Regions from separate parts of the Mus musculus genome. Here all the other regions are linked to region 3. The links are chromatin loops, found by intact Hi-C in ENCODE. Cell type or tissue: heart. All regions are shown on one strand.

Evidence for each region. A loop is a pair of places that touch in the nucleus more often than their neighbours do. Peaks named below come from ENCODE experiments on the same cell type or tissue, not always from the same donor. Only the 100,000 strongest peaks of a DNase experiment are listed, where the experiment ranks them.
Region 1: it touches region 3 in a loop (5-fold over the local background); 5 of 42 quality-filtered maps call a loop at or near these places.
Region 2: it touches region 3 in a loop (10-fold over the local background); 15 of 42 quality-filtered maps call a loop at or near these places.

Annotation. Positions count from the first base shown.
Region 1 is chr6:134,606,547-134,609,046 of GRCm38, forward strand. Gm38910 (a long non-coding RNA gene) reads right to left here and starts at 1,457. Exons shown (of 2, transcript XR_869496.1): 1 at 1-1,457. In heart, a CTCF peak has its summit at 954 (motif pointing left); DNase peaks (open chromatin) are centred at 135 and 975.
Region 2 is chr6:134,402,036-134,404,535 of GRCm38, forward strand. All of the region lies in intron 2 of Bcl2l14 (BCL2-like 14 (apoptosis facilitator)), which reads left to right. 4933406J09Rik (RIKEN cDNA 4933406J09 gene) reads right to left here and starts at 1,380. Exons shown (of 9, transcript NR_153848.1): 1 at 830-1,380. In heart, CTCF peaks have their summits at 1,091 (motif pointing left) and 1,291; no DNase peak of the experiment used is centred here.
Region 3 is chr6:133,903,611-133,906,110 of GRCm38, forward strand. No RefSeq gene overlaps it. Among named protein-coding and RNA genes, the nearest start is that of Kap, 51 kb to the left of the region's middle. In heart, a CTCF peak has its summit at 1,025 (motif pointing right); no DNase peak of the experiment used is centred here.

The DNA.
Region 1 (2,500 bases), 700 kb after region 3:
CAGTGGTCAAAGTTGAGAGGAGAAAAAAAAAAAAAGAGGGGGAGCAAGTTGGTAGAATGCTTGCCTGGCATGCACAAAGCCCCTGGGTCCCCATCCTAGCCCGGCCTAACACCAAGCACCATGGCGTACATCTGCAATCTCAGCACTCAGGAAGCAGAAAGGAGGGGGGTCAGAAGTTCAAGCACATCCTTGCCTACGCAGCCAACTGGAAGCCAGCCTGGACTCCATGACCCCATGGCAAAGAGACGGAAAAGAAGGAAGAGAGAGAGGGGGGAGGGGGAGGGAAAGGAGACATTTAGAGCCAGGCGTTGTAGAACATACCTGTAAGTCTATACTTCTAAACTGAAGGCAGGAGGATTGAGAAACCGTGGTCAGCCTGGGCTAGAGTGAGAACTCAAAAAGAGGAAGAAAAAAAGCAAGTCTTTCATCCCAGGAAAGGTGGGCACTAAGTGGAGGCAAGGAGGCAGGAGGCAGCTTCCATAAACATACAGAGAGAGCCTTTCTCTTTCCTCTCCAAGCCCACTAACGAGGAGGGGAGCCGTTTCCAACTCCCAAGGCACTTGGTTACAAATCTGATTCTGCTCTACAAGTGGATATTCAAAAAGCTGCTTGTTCAACCATCGCCAGGCTTTATTTATTCAACCTCCTTAAAGCTTGTGTAAGCTCCTTGGAGAGCTGTGTCAAGCTGGTAAATTGGAAAATACATGAAAAAAAAATGGACTTTCAATAGGCCAGCTTTTCTCTCAAATTCGTTTTACCCAGACTGTGGTGGTGGTGGTGGTGGGGGGGAGGCAGTTATTAGGAGAATGGAGGGGAAGAAGGCCTTGAGGAAAGAGGAGGTGAGGAGAGAAGAGGTGAGGAGGAAGGGGAGAAGCCCTTGGGTCATTTTCTCCTTCTGCCTTCCTGGCTACCCTTGTTAATCAGCTACTGCCCTCTAGTGCTTGCTGTTTAGGTCACATGTGAAGTCCAAAGTGTGTGTGTGTTCAGTGTATGTATGTGCCAGATTGTATGTATACATATACACATATAGGTACCTGTGCGGGGCCAGAGGGGATGGATGTTCGATCACCTGGAACTAGAGTTACAGATGGTTACAGCTGTAGGCTGCCGGCAGCTGAACCCCAGGCCTGTGTAAGAACAGCAAGTGCTCCGAACTGCTGAGTCAGCTCTCCATTTTTACCTTTAAAAACCACGTTTAGGGCCTTAGGAAAATAGCTCAGTCAGGAAAAGGCTGAGATCAGATCCCAGCAGCCACTTAAAAAGCAGGTGTGATGGTGCATTCTGGAATCCTAGCACCGGGGAGGTGAGACAGGGGGATTCCTGGAGCTCACTGGCCAGTTAGTCTTGACAAACGGTAAGCTCCATATTCAGCAAGAGCTTGGATTAAACAAAATAAATAAGGCGTAAAGCAGAGTGGTGGTGGCGCACACCTTCAATCTCAGCACTCAGGAGACAGAGGCAGGGGGATCTCTGTGAGTTCCATGTCAGCCTGGTCTACGAAGCTAGTTCTAGGACACACACACACACACCAAACCTGTCTTGAAAAAGAAGCTAAATAAATAAATATATAGGTGAATCGTAGAGGAAATGACCTGTGTTAGTATCTTGACTGTCAACGTGACACACCTAGAAAGACTGTCTCCTCCATGATATTGACCTCTGTCTGATGGATGAAGGAGGGGGACCCAGCTCACTGTGGACAGTACATCTCTACACAGATGAACCTGGGCTATATAAGAAAGGAGCAAGCCCATCCGCAGGGGTTCTCGTGATTTCTGCTTCAGTCCCTGCTTTAGTTGCTGCCCCGTTTCCCTCATTGGTGAGGTTTGACCAGGAAATGTTGCTTGGTCATGGTATTCTTCACAAGAACAGTGTCAAACTAGACACCACCTGACACTGACCTCTGGTCTCTACATACGTGTGCAAACACAAATATGTACTAACCTGTTTATATCTGGATGGTTCTACCATTCTTGTATAGCCAATAAGCACATTGAAATCCAGAGATGAGAGGTCCAACGGACCCAGATGGTCTTCTCCACTCTTAGTTACCCTAACCCCACTTGTCTGGCAAAATCTCTTCCTTATCAACATTTCCCCAAAATTGCAGAACGCAACCAATAAAAAGTATAGTATACTAATCAAAATGCTACATATTACTTCTGATATCATTCCCAGTGAACCTGTAATTGATGGTTGTTCAAGTTTAGATAGTCATAAGTAATGTCAGAAATTTTTAGACTTGGTACAATTTTAGAAAATGTTAGCACTTTTTAAAAAAAAGTTAGGCCTAATCCTAAATCCCTTGTTTGGCTGTGTATAAGAACTAATTAACTAGCCAGTCACGGGGTGGGGGAGGGGAGCACATACTTGTAATCCCAGATCTTGGATGGCAGAGGCAGGAAGATCAGGAATTCAAGACCACCCTTGGCTCCGTGGAGAGTTTGAGGCCGGTCTAGGCTACGTGAGGCATTGTCTTAAACAAATAAATAACAAAAAA
Region 2 (2,500 bases), 500 kb after region 3:
GAGAAAGGGGGAGCGAGGGAGGGAAGAAGGGAGGGGGAAGAAGATGGAGAAAGGGAGAGCATCCAGTTGGGAAATGACAGACCCAAGGCTCACATCTAGAACTCTCACCTGACTCTGTGGTCCATATCCCTCCCCAAACTCCTCTTCCCATCATCTGTGAATTCATCACTACCCAAGTCAATCATAAAAAAAATGTCAAACAGATTCGAGGACAGTGCTCAAAGGTGAATTTCAAACCTCCCACTGTATATTTGCTGGTTATTCACAGTCAGGGGTGAGGCATTTTTCACAGAATGTTGGACTTGTTGCCCACACTCAGACACCCAAGCCAGTGCAAGCCAATGGTTCTTATTCCACACCTGCACACATCACACTCTGGGTAGCAATGAGAAGCCACCCGAGGAGTTTTACATCTATACCTGTTTTGTCATTGTCCAACTCATCCCCGTGCACATCCTGAGACCTTTGACCCCTAGTTATAGAACATGCATTGCAAATGTTCTTCCCTAACTCTGGGATTTTGTTCTCTGGGTGGTGTAAGAGTTGAACTCAGTGTCTCAGATACACTAGGCAGGCACTCTGCCGCTGAGCTAGCCCCAGCCCTCCTCACAGAACACACGAAACTCACTCATCCTCCATATAACTATCCTCTAATAACTCAGTTGTTTAGTGTGAGGCTTCTGAACTGCCAACTCCCCAACACTGTGAAGGTCAGCCCGCTCCTCCAACACCTCTCGACAGTAACCCATTCTTGGTTTATTTTCTATGGCTGCGATAAAGCCGGCATGACCAAGAGCAGCCTAGAGAAGAAAGGGTTAATTTGACTTACCATGACCTGATCGCTGAGGAAAGCCAAGGAAGGGATCTGGAGGCAGAAACTGAAGCGGAGACCTGAGAAACTGCCTTGTTCCCCACACCTTGCTCAGCTGGCTCTTTTCTGTAACAGAGGATCGCCTCTCCAGCTTGTCATGCGGCTTGTTCACATCTTCACAGATCAGGAAACAGAAAGCTCCTGTAGGAAATAGAGGCCCAAGGCCCGACCTGAATCCTTCTAAGGATTTCTTAACCTTCGAAAAACAGCGCCACCTACTGGGCACGAATGTTCAAGCACATGAGCCACGGAGGACACCAAACTTCACCTCCTTCGCATCCCTCATCCAGTCAGAGGCACAATGAGTAACAGAAATGACTCCAATGCATCCAAATGTGCCTCAGGCAACCAAGCCTATAGTCCAAGGTGAAGATTCGGTGGGGCTGAAAGCCAAAGAACTTAAATGATTTAACTAAGGGTTAAATTAATTTAAAGTAAAATCATATGTTGTAAAGAACTGGTGTCAGATTGGTCCCTTCAACATTCCACCGTGGATAGGGGAGGCTCCTGAGGCGTCCACCCACCCCACCCCACCCTGCCAAGGAGCTAGTGGCAGTTAACAGTTGCTGGGGTGAGGGTGCCATTTCTTCAGTGGTGTAGCCACTGGTAAGTTGCCCCTGCTTTAATTAAATGACCCACCCCATAGCCATGATCACACAAGCAGCCCTCGTGGGGCTAAAAAAGGCATGGGAAGAAGAAAGTCAATACAAGCGTGAGGGAGAACGGTAATAGGGTAAGACTATGACCACAATATGTTGTACACTCGTGTGAAAGTGTAAAAATAAATGTATTTGGCTTGACTGACACATTAAAAAGAGCTTATTTCAAATGCCTTCTGTAACACCGAACCGAAACCAATACAATATTCTCTCCGGTTTGAAGGAGACCTTCTAACACTAAGCATTTATAGTCAGATAAGGACTGCTGAGATGATGTACAAACAGGACAAACTGGAAAAGCTGCTCTCTGCAGGACAACAAAGGAACGCATTCTGCAGGAACCGGTTCTCGTTTTCATGGGAGGTATTGTGTTTACATTACCCTCATTTTCTACACATTAACTTGCATCTCCATAGACTTGCAATGTGGACGAATCTAGAGCACGCAAGGGTCAGGCCTCTAGGAACCAGACGGTTTCCAAACTCCCAACCACCCACTGAGGAGATATCACCAGGCTTTTACCTGTTTCAGACAGTGTAGTATTTTTCTGCTCCAGAGTCAAGTGGCAATGATCCTGGTTCTAGATAAGAAGACAAAGAGTTAATCAAAGACATCTAAATAGTGACAGGAAAGATAGTCAGGGTCTGGGCTCTATAGACAGACAGCCTGGGCTCTCTTCAACCTCAGCTTAGCCGCATATGTCACCTTAAGCAATTCGGTGCCTCGGTTTTCTTATCTGTAAGTTGGGCATAACTATAAACACTCTCTACACAGCTGAGTTTTAAGAAGAAGGAGAAGAAGAAGAAGAAGAAGAAGAAGAAGAAGGAGGAGGAGGAGGAGGAGGAGGAGGAGGAGGAGGAGGAGGAGGAGGAGAAGAAGAAGAAGAAGAAGAAGAAGAAGAAGAAGAAGAAGAAGAAGAAGAAGAAGAAGAAGAAGAAGAAGTGACTCCAAAAAATCCCAGCTATTGTAA
Region 3 (2,500 bases):
CACTGGCCATAGGGAGTGTCAGCCCCAGTAAATTAAGCTTTGTTCCCTCAAAAAAAAAGGCTGCTGAGTAAGTTCTCTAATCACTTGCTGCCTTTGGCAGCAACCCCTGTAGGTATCTGGATACACCTCTGTCAGTGGCTCTAAGCGCAGGCTCCCAATGGCTGCCTGCCTCAGTTTACCCACCACATGGATGCCAAAGCTGATCATTAGCACACCACCTTCATCATCTGAATATTGTTTTTCGAAGCCCTTCCTTATTCCTGGAGAGCACTATTGCAGGAGAACCCTCCATCTCCCCCATTCCTCCCTTTTCTAGAACACAATAGGTTTTCCTCTCCTCCTCTGACTCATCCTCCACAGCAGTCTACTGGAGCTGCCATTCATTCAGGTTGTATACACACGGTCTGCTGGTGTTCTCTCTGTGCTTCTACTGCTATAATCACTCTAAATGATTTTGTCTGTGTGTTTGCTTTCTGCTGGCTTCTGCATTAGACTTCAGTCAAATGTCTGAAGAGCAACATAGTTTTAAGCAGCACTGTGATGCTTTTGCCTCAGCGAGGATAAGTTAGAGCAAGAGAGAATATCAATGTGGCTGCACCAGAAGTCTGAGAACCTCTGCCTCTGACTAGCTGTGTGAAGGATGCTTTGCCTCTAGTAGGTCTAAATGCCTCCATAGATTCAGTCATTGATTTGAAATCCTCCTATCTATTAACCAAAATGTCCACTGGTGTTTGTATCCGATGATAATCCTATCAATAGTTGATTGCACTTGGATAGAATACTTATAACAGTTTTCAAGTACAAACAGTACATAACTATGATGATGATGATGACTAAGAAATAACCAACCAACCATCCTTCATTTTTTATTTTGGTGATCAAACATCAGATGAAAATGATTCCTTCAGTTTAAAACGGGGGGGGGGTGGATTAATGTCATACATGAAGTATTCTCAACTTTTGTATTCGTTGATTAAAGAAAGATGAGATAAAATAACAATTGAGAATTATGTTTTTTATGTCCACTAGGTGGAGCCCGTGAACAGATATTCATAATCTCGGTCCAGGACCCTAAGGTGCTGAAGTAGGAAGCAAAAGAATATCAAGTGTGGAAAATAGAACTGTGCTTCCTGCCACAAGGCAAGAGTGTAAGACAAACAAGCAACCATCTGCTGAGACAGTGGGGCCCTTGTGGCTTTGGTCTGGGCTAGGAAATCAGCACTTGGAGGAATTCAGACTAAAGTCAAAACCATGGACAGTTTCTCTTGACTAACTCAAGCTCTTGCGCAGGAAGATTGAACTGAAGTTTTAAGGGCTAATCTGATTCTGGATTCTGTGCTAGTTCCATATCTTCTTATTCCGGCATGGATTGCTTGACTTTTTTTTTTCTTAAAGTCCTTAACTAGAGGCACAGTTAGACAAATTAAATTGACCCAACTTAGTAGATGGTTTCAGAAGTGGGGTACTATTCAATGGCAGAGAACATACCTAGCATGTGCAAGGTCTTAAGTTGTATACCCAGCACTGTTATCAGTGGATAAATGCATAAGAGTCTTCAGAAATAGAAATGCTGTTTCCCATTGACATCTCCAGAAGTAGGGACGAGGGTCCCTTCTGTGATGGTCACAGCTGTGAGAGACCTGTAAGCTCACGTAGATATTGCATATGACAGATGAAGACACAAAGTGTAGCGATTTGAATGTAAAATGATCCCCCAATGAGCACTTGCTACATAGACAGTGGAGTTATTTTGTGAGGTCATATGGAGGAGGTAGGTCTCTACAGACAGACTTTGAATGTTATACTTGGTTGCCAGTCCCTTCTTCTCTGCTTCCTGCTTCCCTGCTTCCATGAGTGGTCTCTGACACATCATTCTACCACCAAGATGTTCTTAACTAACCATGAGCCCAAACCCACAGAACTGAAGACTGTGGCCTGAAACCTTCTAAACTGTGAGCTAACATAAGTCCTTCCATTTCCTCTGATGTTTGCAGCATTCATAGGAATGTCTCGTTCACCACTGGCCATACAGTTTGTGAATTTCTCAACATTTTCAGAGAACAATTCACAAGTAAGAGGTCCAGAGAACTCAAAATGTCTTCATAGAAAAGCAACTGATGATAAATAAGATCAGAGGTGAGGAGGACACATCTGTCACAACACCAAGAGTAACTGCAACCAGCAGAACCCAGGCACCCAGAAATTCCACCACACCGGTGGCAAGGGTTCCTTCTGGTCTGTCTGTGCCAGTGCCCTGAGCAGACCTTGGATGCAAACTCTGCAGCCAGTCCCACAACACCCAGAGGAAGCTCCACTCCCAGGTGCTCTAACATGCCCAGGATCACAGGAGCTTAGACACAACAGGATCTCAGGGTCCCAGAGCCAGCTTAACTCCGAGGAGCTCAGACACAGCCAGGATCTCAGGATCACAGGATCCCAGAATCACAGGATCTCAGAGACAGCTTGACTCTGAGGAGTTCTGACACAACAAGGATCACAG